Regions from separate parts of the Homo sapiens genome. Here region 2 is linked to region 1. The links are chromatin contacts, found by Hi-C or POLR2A ChIA-PET in ENCODE. All regions are on one chromosome and are shown on one strand. Each heading gives the region's core, a stretch centred on a gene start or an enhancer-like site at or near the end of the contact. The rest is flanking DNA. Distances are from core to core; before and after follow the strand shown.

Evidence for each region. A loop is a pair of places that touch in the nucleus more often than their neighbours do. ChIA-PET counts read pairs that join two places held with the same protein, here RNA polymerase II (POLR2A). Pooled maps may share reads with other maps.
Region 2: a map of endothelial cell of umbilical vein shows a loop between it and region 1 (4-fold over the local background). The contact joins two enhancer-like sites. A Hi-C loop is called at or near these places in 2 of 168 maps with a recorded cell type or tissue (endothelial cell of hepatic sinusoid and endothelial cell of umbilical vein) and 2 of 50 pooled maps. POLR2A ChIA-PET finds 5 or more read pairs at or near these places in 5 of 52 experiments (A673, OCI-LY7, Panc1 and 2 more).

What each region holds. Positions count from the first base shown.
Region 1 is chr9:108,986,806-108,993,436 of GRCh38, forward strand. It overlaps CTNNAL1 (catenin alpha like 1), which reads right to left. Exons shown (of 19, transcript NM_003798.4): 3 at 5,827-6,014; 4 at 3,921-4,040. LOC105376216 (a long non-coding RNA gene) reads left to right here. Exons shown (of 7, transcript XR_007061724.1): 2 at 5,032-5,145; 3 at 5,604-5,818. It also overlaps the pseudogene RNA5-8SP3. Among named protein-coding and RNA genes, the nearest start is that of CTNNAL1, 23 kb to the right of the region's middle. Within about 2 kb of position 4,851, at least 2 of the 41 ENCODE cell types and tissues checked have a DNase peak (open chromatin) inside an H3K27ac peak, as active enhancers do; they include endothelial cell of umbilical vein, where a contact is called at or near this core.
Region 2 is chr9:109,031,223-109,038,323 of GRCh38, forward strand. It overlaps TMEM245 (transmembrane protein 245), which reads right to left. Exons shown (of 18, transcript NM_032012.4): 15 at 6,795-6,895; 16 at 4,984-5,158; 17 at 2,085-2,279. Among named protein-coding and RNA genes, the nearest start is that of MIR32, 12 kb to the right of the region's middle. RefSeq lists an enhancer at 4,576-5,775. Within about 2 kb of position 4,994, at least 12 of the 41 ENCODE cell types and tissues checked have a DNase peak (open chromatin) inside an H3K27ac peak, as active enhancers do; they include endothelial cell of umbilical vein, where a contact is called at or near this core.

The sequences.
Region 1 (6,631 bases), core at 3,601-6,100:
TTTGGCTGCATAAATGTCTTCTTTTGAGAAGTGTCTGTTCATATCCTTTGCCCACTTTTTGATGGGGTTGTTTGTTTTTTTCTTGTAAATTTGTTTGAGTTCATTGTAGATTCTGTATATTAGCCCTTTGTCAGATGAGTAGGTTGCGAAAATTTTCTCCCAATTTGTAGGTTGCCTGTTCACTGTGATGGTAGTTTCTTTTGCTGTGCAGAAGCTCTTTAGTTTAATTAGATCCCATTTGTCAATGTTGGCTTTTGTTGCCATTGCTTTTGGTGTTTTAGACATGAAGTCCTTGCCCATGCCTATGTCCTGAACGGTAATGCCTAGGTTTTCTTCTAGGGTTTTTATGGTTTTAGGTCTAACGTTTAAGTCTTTAATCCGTCTTGAATTAATTTTTGTATAAGGTGTAAGGAAGGGATCCAGTTTCAGCTTTCTACATATGGCTAGCCAGTTTTCCCAGCACCATTTATTAAATAGGGAATCCTTTCCCCATTGCTTGTTTTTCTCAGGTTTGTCAAAGATCAGATAGTTGTAGATATGCAGCATTATTTCTGAGGGCTCTGTTCTGTTCCATTGATCTATATCTCTGTTTTGGCACCAGTACCATACTGTTTTGGTTACTGTAGCCTTGTAGTATAGTTTGAAGTCAGGTATTGTGATGCCTCCAGCTTTGTTCTTTTGGCTTAGGATTGACTTGGCAATGCGGGCTCTTTTTTGGTTCCATATGAACTTTAAAGTAGTTTTTTCCAATTCTGTGAAGAAAGTCATTGGTAGCTTGATGGGGATGGCATTGAATCTATAAATTACCTTGGGCAGTATGGCCATTTTCAAGATATTGATTCTTCCTACCCATGAGCATGGAATGTTCTTCCATTTGTTTGTATCCTCTTTTATTTCATTGAGCAGTGGTTTGTAGTTCTCCTTGAAGAGGTCCTTCACGTCCCTTGTAGTTGGATTCCTAAGTATTTTATTCTCTTTGAAGCAATTGTGAATGGGAGTTCACTCATGATTTGGCTCTCTGTTTGTCTGTTATTGGTGTATAAGAATGCTTGTGATTTTTGCACATTGATTTTGTATCCTGAGGCTTTGCTGAAGTTGCTTATCAGCTTAAGGAGATTTTGGGCTGAGACAGTGGGGTTTTCTAGATATACAATCATGTCATCTGCAAACAGGGACAATTTGACTTCCTCTTTTCCTAATTGAACACCCTTTATTTCCTTCTCCTGCCTAATTGCCCTGGCCAGAACTTCCAACACTATGTTGAATAGGAGTCACCACTGCCACTTTCTTTTCCTTTTGAGACAGTCTCCCTCCCTTGCCCAGGCTGGAGCGCAGTGGCGTGATCTCAGCTCACTGCAGCCTCTGCTTCCCAGGTTCAAGTAATTCTTGTGCCTCAGCCTCCTGAGTAGCTGGGATTACAGGCACATGCCACCACACTCAGCTAATTTCTGTATTTTTAGAAGAGATGGGGTTTCATCATGTTGGCCAGGCTGGTCTCAAACTCCTGACCTCAGGTGATCCACCCACCTCAGCCTCCCAAAGTGCTGGGATTACAGGCATGAGCCACCATGCCCAGCCTCACCACTGCCACTTTCTACCACCTTGGTCCAGGTCACCATCATCTCTCAATAGATTACTGTAATAGCCTCTTGAGTGGTCTCCCTGCCTCTGCCCTTGTCTCCATGCAAACTATTCTCAACATGGCAGCTAGAGTGATACTGTTAAAATGTAAGTCAGAAAACGTCATTCTCCTACTCAAAACCTCCAATGGCTCCCCATTTTACTTAAAGCCAAAGTCCTTACACAGTTTGGCCTGCCCACTACCTCTCTGATTTCATCTTATTACCCTTCCCGTTTGCTCACTTTGATCCATCCATTGGCCTTCGTGTTCTTTGAACACACCATGCATGTTTCTGTTTTATTGTCTATCTCCTCCCACCCCTACTAAAACATAAGCTCCATGAGTGCAGAGGTTTTTGTCACTTTTATTTACTGTTGAATCCTCAACACCTAGTGTAGTATTTGGTTAACAGTAAGCAGCTGATGAATATTTGCTGAGAAAACTGAGAATGCACCTGACCTATAGCTCTTTGCAGGATATTTTGACTATTCTAAAGGAGAAAGCATTTGAACCCTGGATGCATATTCCAAAAAAGTGACCCAGGAGTAGCACTTATCAAACACAGATGATAAAAAGGCTGCCAGTAAGTTTCAGGGGTCCCACATTTAATGAGCTAAATTGCTAAAAATAGATACCACTTCAGCCAGAAGTTTTTAAATGTTGGATCACAATATTACAAGAATTGAGAAAAATAAAATGTTCTCCATGCCAAATTTCTAACTACAAATCAAAATGATGGTGAAAGTTTTTCAGTTATGTCCAGAAGCTGAAGAGGATCCTGTAGGAAGTGTAACTGAAGGATGGTAGCTTTAGAACCTATGACTCATGCCACGCTTGCTCAAGTGATCAAGAAAATGCTAGATTATAAGCTACTATTATTATAAAAATACTCAGGCTAATAATTATCATTGGGGAGAATGAGGAGAAGAAGGAAGATTAAGAGAAAGAGAAGGAAAAGAAAGAAAATTTGTTTTATAAAGAACAATAATGGCAGACAGAAAATGAAACAATAAAGTACCTGCCTATAGAAACACCATTGGTATTACAAACCAATGCCATTATTTAGCCTGCCACTTGCCAGACCAATACCCATTTTTCAACTCCAGCTGCAATTGGGAAAGTTCATATCAAAAACTGAGAGACTAGCCTATGGGACTACACCCAGAACCATCCCAAGAAATGGTCAATTATTATATATATTTAACCTGCCAACAAGACAGACTCCTACACAAATACCCCAACAAGGAAAAGTCAATCCTAGACATAATATGATCTTCCATCTCCCAAAACTGAGGAGCTTACTGTCTGAATTGGGGAACAGACCCATAAGGAACTAATATTGGCTGGGCACGGTGATTCACGCCTGTAATCCCAGCACTTTGGGAGGCTGAGGCGGGCGGATCACCTGAGATTAGGAGTTCGAGACCAGCCTGGCCAACATGGTGAAACCCTGTCTCTACTAAAAATACAAAAAGTTAGCTGGGCGTGGTGGTGCATGCCTGTAGTCCCAGCTACTCGGGAGGCTGAGGCATGAGAATCACTTGAACCCAGGAGGTGGAGGTTGCAGTGAGCCGTGATCACGACACTGCACTCCAGCCTGGGTGACAGAGAGAGACTCCATCTCAGAAAAAATAAAATAAAATAAAATAAAAAACAAATATCATGTTGTAGTTTGAGAACTACAGACTTTAGAATCAGATATAACTGAGTTCGATCTGCTAGCACAGTGACCTTGGGAAAGTTTATCCTTGTCTCAGGTTCAGTTTCCCTATATGTAAAACAGTAGTTAACAATACCTACCTCATAGGGATGTTTTGAAAATTAAATGAGATCATGTATATTAAGTACCTAACACATAGGCAGTGCAAATAAATAATGGCTTGGGTTATTACTATTAATCTAATACGGTAAGAATAACAAATATCTAACAAGATACTATAAGAATACATATGATGACTCAATTTTATGTGCCTGAGCCCTAGTAGAGGAATCAAATGGAAAGCTTCATAAAAGAGAAAGTAACCAAATAAAAGGAAGAAGTACTTGAGTTGAGCCCTGATAGCAAGTATGACCTTTCCCAGTGTGTGAGGTGGGAACAAAATTAACTGTTATAAATGTACAAAAAAAGACATATAGATCTACTTACTTTATCCTGGCTTATCTATGAAAGGCTTTCAAGACCAAGGCTATAGACTTAATAAGCAAAGAAACCAGTCCAAACAATCCTAACGATCATACCTCCATCCAAACTAAAAAGTATGTATTTATCTGAAGATTGTAAAATGTGATGAATACATACATTTTGTCTATCTCCACTCAGATGTGCAAACTCCACCATTTCATTTCCAAATTGACTGAATATTTGGACAAACTCTTGAAAGCTATTCACTTTCTCTAGTCTTTCCATAGTTGCGAGAACCTGCAAAACAGATAATAATTCATTATTTGGTGAGAGCTACTCAAGAGACTGAGATTGTCAAGGCTGAGTAGAGAGAAGAAAAGGAAAATTCTGAATTCTAGGTGAAAGCTGAGGAGGAGGAGCCAGATAGAAGACACACAAGGGGATGCTCAGAGAAGTAGAAGTAGATTCAAGGCACAGAATTATTAGGGGAATGATTTGTTTATATGATGAGATTTTGAGTTACTTGAAAAGGAAAAGGAAAAAGAATAAAAGAAATGACTACATATACAAAGGAAGGGATCATTTATGTAGCCAAGTCTAAAAGGTGGGAATGGGCAGGACCACAGTAATCAAATCTTCAGAGAACTGGGAAGGGGTGAGGATGAAAGTCAGCACACACAAGCTTTAAGGTTCAGTGAACCAGGATGATAGGAACCCTAACATTCTCAGGAAAGCAGAAGGAACCTCATCATCTTCAGAGTATAGAGTCGAAAGGGAAGTGTGGGACTTTAAGGGTGGGAAAATTAGTCTGGCTCAGTCAGGAATGGGCCATCAGGGGTGAATAAAGAGTGTGTGAATCTGGTAGAGCCAGTGACTAAAATGTTATGTGTTTTCTTGATGTAAGAAACAAAGTAAATAGATGTGAAACATATTTTCAAATACTTTTCTTTAAAATAACATTATTAGATTGTTTTAGTCGCAACAAGATAAGTTAAAAAAAAACACAGATATCCTCTGTTTACTTATTTTTCCTGAGAATATGATGAATATTTGGCATGTTAATCTGCCCTGGCAGCTCAGGAAGTTCAGGCGACTAACACTGATAAGGCACGTTGCCACCACTGTGAGAACCTCCATCTTTCAAAGAGGGGAAGGTTGTTTGTATTTCTCCAGCGCTGCCAGATCCACCTCTCCAATTTCTGATTCATTCAACACTTATCAAGTGGTTTTATCCTCAAATCCTCTAGGACAACTCCTTCCCTGGCCAACTGCTCTCCTCTTTGCCTAGGGAATTATCCAAAGCAAGAAGTGATCGTACATACCCTGGATTCCCAGATGATCATGGAGCATGACCATCATCTGAGAGATTAACTTCTGGACTGGAAGAGTTTAAATCTGTTCTGTAAGTTTTGAGATTATTCAGTAACATTTAGGGACTCTGAGTACAGAAATTTTGTAGTTGTGGATAATTATCATTTCCACTGATTTAACTGTGTCTTAAGTTATATATTGTTAGTCTCTGATTTGGGAGGGAAAAAAAGTACAGAAGAATTCAGTATTTTTATCAACTAGGTTTCTGCTACATACATTATCATAGTGCTCACCTTTTCTTTCCAAATGTTGTACACATTTAAAGCTTTTACCAATAAGCCTTAACAAGTGGATAATGATTCTCTAAGAGGAGACATTACTTGCATTCAAAAGTTTAGGCACAGCATACCCATCATTTAAGAATTGCACATATAGAAGAAACACTACTTTTAAACTACAGACAGAGTTATAAACAATTATAATAGACAAGCATTGCCAAATTACTTACAATTAACCTAAAAAGAACTTTTCTTTTTTTTTTTTTTTAAGCAACGCTCAGACATGCATAGCCCCGGGAGGAACCCAGGGCCACAAGTGCATTCAACGTACAGATGATCAGTGTGTCAATGTATCCTGCATTGCACATTAATTCCCACAGCTAGCTGCATTCTTCATCGACACACAAGCCAAGCAATCCACCACTAAGAGTCATAAAAAGCACTTTGAACAACACAGAAAGACAAAAATACAGCAACATCAGAAAGGTAAGTACCTTATTTCTTGATGTTATTATCTGTTTAATGACTACTCGGTCTGCCAGCAACAACACTTTTGTCACTGAAGAAAGAAGTAATCTTGCAGCCTTTATCACTCCTGTTTTGTCTGTAAAAATTGTGATCTGCCCATCAGATTCCAGATGGTTCAAGTTGGTTATGTCTGTAAGTGCTGCAATTGTTTCTCCTAACAAGAAAGACGAGGGGAGAAAGTTAAACAGGCATACAAATTAAAATCTAGACTTCTCTCTAACCTTGAAGGTAAGGCACAATGAGGAGAAACTCAGCTTTGGAGTCTTACTTCAGGAACAAGAAACGGTTTCACCTTGACGATTGTAGGGATTATCATACGAAGCTTTCTAACCAGAAAATAATAGCACACTCTTAAGAACTGTGACAAATTTTGCCCTCACCCAGTTTGAAAAACATCATAATTTTTGTTTCCAGTGGTAATGCAAACTACACAATCTAAAAGCCTCCTGCCCTACAAGACAGTAAGAGAAATCCCATGAGTCAAAAACCAAAGAATACCCTAAAACCCGAGCAGTAAGCAGGTGCCAAGGCTTGGGCTGGGGCGAGGCCGGGGAGAAGTCAGGGGTCACTGCCAATCTCCACAAGCTGAACGGCCTTGGGTTTTCACCCTTGGGTTTTCACGGATCCTCAGAGAGAGAAAAAAGACAGGGCTTTAGGCCCCAAGGGATGACATCTTCAATATAATGGGGGCCCGGAAAGAACTGTCAATAGGCAAAAAGAAACAATAAGGAAGTTTGTCTGTCAGTCAGCCTGGACTTTGGGTGGGGAAAG
Region 2 (7,101 bases), core at 3,744-6,243, 45 kb after region 1:
CAACTACAGTAAGTACTGTGCGCATGTCCACCAAAAGACATGTACAAAAACGTTCGTGGCAAAATAAGAAATTTTTTTTAAAAAGTTCATAGCATCTTGAATTAAAACAGACATAAACTGCAAACTACCCAAATATCTATTAGTCCTACAATGATTAAATGAGATTGTAATATATTCATGTAATGGAAGATTAGACAACAATGCAAGAATGAACCATGAACAGAGAAAAACATCCAACAATATGAATGAATCACACAGATACACTGTTGAGCAATGAGGACTGACTCAAGAGTACCTACCTACTATATGATTTCTTTTATATGAAGTTCAAAAACAGGCAAAACTAATGAAAAGTGACTATGGTTAGAGTATCAGCAGGCAGTGGGGTCTGACTGAGAGGAGGCAGGGAGAAGCCTTCCAGAACAACAAAAATATTCTATACCTTGATATGAGTAGTGGTTACATGGGTGTGAGTACATGAAAAAATCAACCTGTCTATTTAGAGGTACATTTGGCTATTTAGATGTACATTTCACCATATATAAATTATACCTAAAGAAATTTAAGAAAATTATAAGACAATTGAGAAAAATTTTCAAACATTATAATTTATTTTATGAAATGCTGGTGACAGCAGATAACAGTACTTTTTATTTTAATATCTGTACTTACAAAATAACATGTTGCAACTCTATATTGGTGTCCCAAATAATTTTTTCCCAACTTTGTATTTTAAAAATGTATAAACCTACACAAAATTGAAATGCCGGTACAATTAACAACCATATGTCTTTCATCTAGATTCAACAATTGTTAACATTTTGCTACAGTCACTTCCTCTCTCCCTCTCCCAGTTCTGGCGGAACTGCTTGCAAATAAGTGGCAGACATCATGACACGTCATCTTTAAAGGACATTCTTCTACAGAACCAAAATATCATTGGTTATGACTGGTTATCATTGTATCATTGGTTATCGAAGTATCATTGTTAAATTGGTTAAACCAAATTTAACATTGATATATTATTTAACATATGGTCCATGTTCAAATTTCCCCAATTGTTTCAGAAATATTCCTCCCATCCCCAATCCAGAAATCTATCCCAGACTCATGCAATGCATTTGGTTGTCCTATTTCTTTTCCTTTTTTTTTTTTTTTTTTTTTTTTTTTTTTTTTTTTGAGACAAGAGTCTCGCTCTGTCACCCAGGCTGGAATCCAATGGCATGATCTCGGATCACTGCAACCTCCACCTCCCAGGTTCAAGCAATTCTCCTGCCTCAGCCTCCCGAGTAGCTGGGATTACAGGCACCTGCCACCACATCTGGCTAATTTTTGGGGTATTTTTAGTAGAGATGGGGTTTTACCATGTTGGCCAGGCTGGTCTCAAACTCCTGACTTCAGGTGATTTGCCCACCTCAGCCTCCCAAACTGCTGGGATTACAGGCATGAGCCACACCACATCTGGCCTGGTTGTCCATTTCTTGAGTCTCTTTCAATCTGGTATACCATGTCCCGCATAGAATTAGATTTTTTAAATTTATTTTTGGCTTTTCAAGACATTAACAATTCTCACCCAATATAGGTCTTTTTTTTTTTTTTTTTTTTATATGCTGTTGCCCAGGCTAGAGTCCAGTGGCACAATCTGGGCTCACTGCAGCCTCCGCCTCCTGGGTTCAAGCAATTCTTCTGCCTCAGCCTCCCAAACAGCTGGGTTCACAGGCGGGTGCCACCACACCTGGCTGATTTTTGTATTTTTAGTAGAGATGGGGTTTCGCCATGTTGGCCAGGCTGGGCTCGAACTCCTGACCTCAGGTGATCCACCTGCCTTGTTCTCCCAAAGTGCTGGGATTATAGGCGTGAGCCACTGCTCCCGGCCCCAATATAGGTTTTAAATTTTCTTGGTATATGAAACCCAAAACTCTGCCAACGATTTGTATTTACTTAGTGTCTTCTGCAACCTTTATCACAGCATTGGTACTCAAATACCTTTATCCTGACAAGTCTGGATGAAGCTACTTATCAAATACAGAGACAGGACAGTTCAATGTATAAATACAGCTTATGATTATTCTGCTTTAACTCACCGCTGAGGCTGAGCAGGCCATGGGGTCTGGTTTGGCGTGGGAACTGAATTCGTGGGACTCACTAGCATGGCACTATAGATATTGGAAGCAACCACAAGTATGCAGAGAAGAATAGGACCGATGATTGCTCCTTCCAGGCCTAGGTAGTATGCTCCACCGGCCACTGCCAAGCCTGTCAGGTAAGGATGGCCACCTCTGGAATAAAGAGCACGACCTTTAACACACAAAAACTGGAAAAAATCTGAAATACATTTCTAATACAATGTGCATTCTTTAATACACTATGCTTTTTAGCATATTATCAGCTTTCTTTAGATCACCTCGATGCATACAACTGAACACTGACTGCAATAATATTGAGATGCAACAATATTGAGATGCAACAATTGTTTTTCCTATGGATGACATCTGCCTCTTTTTATAGCTCCAGGAATGAAAGAATAAAGCCAGCAATGTTAACAGATATTTTATACCCATTACAGGTGCCTGCCTATGATGGGTTAATGTTGGCTTGGGACTGGTTAGGAGTCACCTGTTAAGTTAACCTCCATCAAGGATAATTAAGTGAGCACAATTTAGCATGTAATTCAGTTAATTATGCTTTTATATGACGACAGCAACAATGAGAGCATCCCTGTTACTCATAGGTCAGACTTTTGGCAACCTCCTAAAATATAGTTTTTAACATAGGTGATGATAAAAGGCCTCCTGAGGAAAATATCTGTCACAAAGCCCAAGATTTCTATTTCACAGGAGAATCACAAATGCCCTCCAGCTTATTACAGTATCACTTATGTAAGCGGAATGAAATAAAACAGAACACAGTAGCATAGCACATTGATAATGACAAGAAAGGACCACTGACATCAGAAGGACTGGGAAATAAGTCACATTCTGTTTGTTTCTAGTTTTAAACATAGATGAGAAGAACAATTCAGTGAGGGGCAAATAACTAAATATCCTGGAAGGATGTTCTATATTACAGCTAAATCAAAGTAAGACTTGTGGAGAACCAGTCTTCAGGAAACCAATAAATTATATTCATAATGTGTTTGTCTTTCTCATTCCAAAAAAATGATTTAGGGCAGTATTCCATGTTTGCTAAGTAAACTTCTTCCCTAAACAACACATTCAAGGAAAACTATCAAAAATGCTTAAAGCTTTTTATTCCGCTCCATCACCCAGGCTGGAATGCAGTGCCGCAATCACAGCTTACTGCAGTCTTGACCTCCCAGACTCAAGTGATCTTCCTACCTCAGCCTCCTGAGTAGCTGGGACTACAGGCATGTGCCACCACACCAAACTAATCTTTATATTTTTGTGGAGAACGGGTTTCACCATGTTTCCCCGGCTGGTCTTGAGCTCCTGGGCTCAAGTGATCCACCCACCTCGGCCTCTCAAAGTGGTAGGATTACAGGCTTGAGCCACTATGCTCAGCCTTAAAGCTTTTTTTAAAAAAAATAAAAACGTGTGGGAGTTTATGAATAAAAGCTTAACCTATTAAAAAATAAAACAATTTATGCCAAACCTTTCATTTCCCAATAACAACGTTTAAAGACAGTATTTTAGGCCGGGCATCGTGGCTCATGCCTGTAATCCCAGCAGTTTGGGAGGCCAAGGCAGGCGGATCACTTGAGGTCAGGAGTTCAAGATCAGCCTGATCAACATGGTGAAATCCCATCTCTAGTAAAAATACAAAAATTAGCCGGGTGTGGTGGTGCACGCCTGTAATCCCAGCTACTCAGGAGGCTGAGGCAGGAGAATGGCTTGAACCTGGGAGGCGAAGGTTGCAGTGAGGCGAGATTGCACCACTGCACTCCAGCCTGGGTGATAGAGGGAGACTCTGTCTCAAAAAAAAAAAAAAAAAAAAAAAAAGACAGTGTTTCTTTAATTCCAGCTGTAAACCTTAATATAAAATTTACAGCAAAGTTTAAAGAAATAAAAGCACTTAAGTATTAATCATACTTATTCCTGCTCAAATGTCAACTGTGACACACTAGTTAACCACACTATGATGTTCAGCTTTTTAATTTTCTCTCTCAAGTTTTAATGTGACTGAGAACTGGCTTGATATACTTAATGCAATTTCTAAAAGAGATGTCAAAACCTATAAAAACAGACATTTATTTATTGTATTATATGGCTAAAGTGTTGATTCTGACTTAGATTTAACCTGTATTTATCATAGAACCATTCCAATTATATCTTTAGAGAGCTCTGCTTGCCAGAAATTAACTTGCTGAGATTTGGTTTCACATGGATATCCTCAGACATACAATCTAACAACATTTTCTCCAAAACCAAAGAAGAGATAAAAATAATCATTAACTGTTCACTGTACTTAAAATATTTGATGTACATCTGGTCATAATTCTTTTCTAGGTTAAATGTCACTAAATCAAGAGAAAATTATTCACAATTTGGTTTTAACCCAGGACATCATATATATTATAAATATTACATATGTAATAAGAAAATATTGGCTGGGCATGGTGGTTCATTCCCGTAATCCTAGTGCCTTGGGAAGTTCAAGGCAGGAGGACTGCTTGAGCCTAGGAGTTCAAGGTTCAAGGCTGCCATGAGCCATGACTGCACCCTGCACTCTAGCAGTCTGAGTGAAAGAGATATTGTCTCAAAAAAAAAAAAAAAAAAAAGTTGCTCTGGAACTCTGGGGCAACAACAACCAAAAAAAAAAAAAAAAACCCCAAAATATCATGCCTTGTAAACAATACTATTTTCAATGAAAATTTCATTTGTGGGAACACAAAAGGCTATTTCACTGAAAATTCCTACTACCAGTTCTTTTGTATACCCCCAGGAGAAAAAAATCCTCCTTTAAAAAAAAAAAAACGGAAATGCCTGGATGATTCACTAATAAGAAATTCTGTGGCTTACTTACCCTGATATGTCAGAGTAGATTGCAGTATCTACAAAGTATGTTGGCAAGAGATGAAAAATCAACAGTAAAATGGCCTTGCATCCTAACCCTTGTGTCAGCCACAGGTCAAGAACTGCAGGTACTGCTGCCCAGTATGTCCCCAGGAATGGCACTGCTCCAAGGATTGCTGCTAATGCTGAAAAAAGAGTAAAAGAAAAACAACTTAACATCATCAGCAAAACACTAACAAAGCAAAAGAATCTAAGCAGTAGCTCCTCCTCAACAACTTCCAACAAAACAAGTTAAATACTCACAAACTCAAATATTAGGGAAATGATATGCCCTATCTAACTGAATTTTCTAGCTAAGTAAAGGCTCAATATCTTAAAATGTGATACTAAAAATCTTTCTAAGTGTGTGTCTTATTTATGGATCTCTTCTTAAGCAATAAAATTCAAGGGTTCTGTAGTTGCTACTATCAATCAATAGTTAATATACGGTCCTATAAATACACCTACAGAACATGTGTCAAAACTTGTACTGAGTCCAAAGCCCAATCAGAAATTAGTTTCTAAACCTCAGCATAATAAAAATAAACAGAAAAAATCCTGAGTTGAAGGACCCTGCTTCAAGGTCATTCCCTTCCAGAGCAGTATGTTCAAGCACTCTTCCTCCATCTGGCTTCTCTCCAAGTTAAGAGTAAAGCAAATGTAGTTTCTAGTTCTGGTCCTACCAGAAGCCAGGTACATGACCTTGGAAAACTGGTCTCTCATCTATATGACAAGTCTACCATCCCGCCTCACAGGGTGCTTGCAGGTCAGAGGGTAGGTTTGTGGACATCACAGTAGAGAAGAACGTGAATGAACTTGACAATGTAGAAGGAAGCACAGACAAATAGGGAAAGGGGGGGATGTGGTAGAGGCAAATGTGGAAGGCAGAGATATTTAGGAAAACAAGCAGCCATAGAAATAAAGGAAGGAAAAGTAGAAGAAGCACCACAACAGATCTTAAGAGGTATGGAGGCAGCTTATGTGCCCTCAGAAGCATTCATCTTGCCCTGGGATGTAATCCCTCATGGACAAAGCTATTTTGACAACAAGTTGCTCCCTGCCAATCAGTTCAATTCAAACGTTACTGAGAGCCAATTATGTCCTAGGTGTTATGCTAAGTGCTAGAACATTCATTCATTGAACAAACATGTAGGGCAACTGATACGGGTTTGGATCTGTGTCCCCACCAAAATCCCATGTCAAATTGTAATCCCCAATGTTGGAGGTAAAACCTGGTGAGAGGTGACTGGATCATGGCGGGTGGATTTCACCCCTAGGTGCTGTTCTCATGATAGTGAATGAATGAGTTATCGTGAGATCTGGTTGTTTAAAACTGTGGTAGCACCTCTCCCCTCTCTTCCTCCTGCTCCAGCCATGTAAGACATGCCTGCTTCCCCCTTACTTTCCACCACTATTATAAGTTTCCTGAGGCCTCCCCCAAAGCAGGAGCCACTATGCTTCTTGTACAGCCTGCAGAACCGTGAGCCAATTAAACCTCTTCTTTATAAATTACCTAATCTCAGGTATTTCTTTATAGCAGTGAGAGAACAGACTAATACAGCAATTTTTTCTATGTGCTGGGTATGGTTCCAGCTGCTGGGGATACAGCAATAAACAAACACATTACAAATCATATTTCTGTTCCTAATGTGGACTAGATTCGATCTCAAGCCAAAAAATTTAGTTTTTTAAACTTGAGGAAGTAGACATTTCCTAGATGTATGTAAAATGGCTTAACTTTCCTTAAATAGCGAATAGTGGAAGGTACAATATGGTTGTTACCTGATGGTATGAAGACAATATTGATGCCAAACATAGTATGAGTCAGCCAGGTATACAATCCATAGAAGCCAGCCATTTTGAGGGAAGCATCAAACACCCCTCTGGAATGCCCAAAGATAAAAAGAAAGAGTAAATAAACAGTGTCATATCGTGATTCAGAAAAATCACGTGACCACTTGATTCCAAATCATGTAATAGCTTCAGTTTTTCTGCTGGCCTGAGAATGCTATTTTCATTTTATTTCAAAGAAACATAAACACCTTACTTTAAATACATTTACTAAGTTATTCTTTATGTAATATGAAAT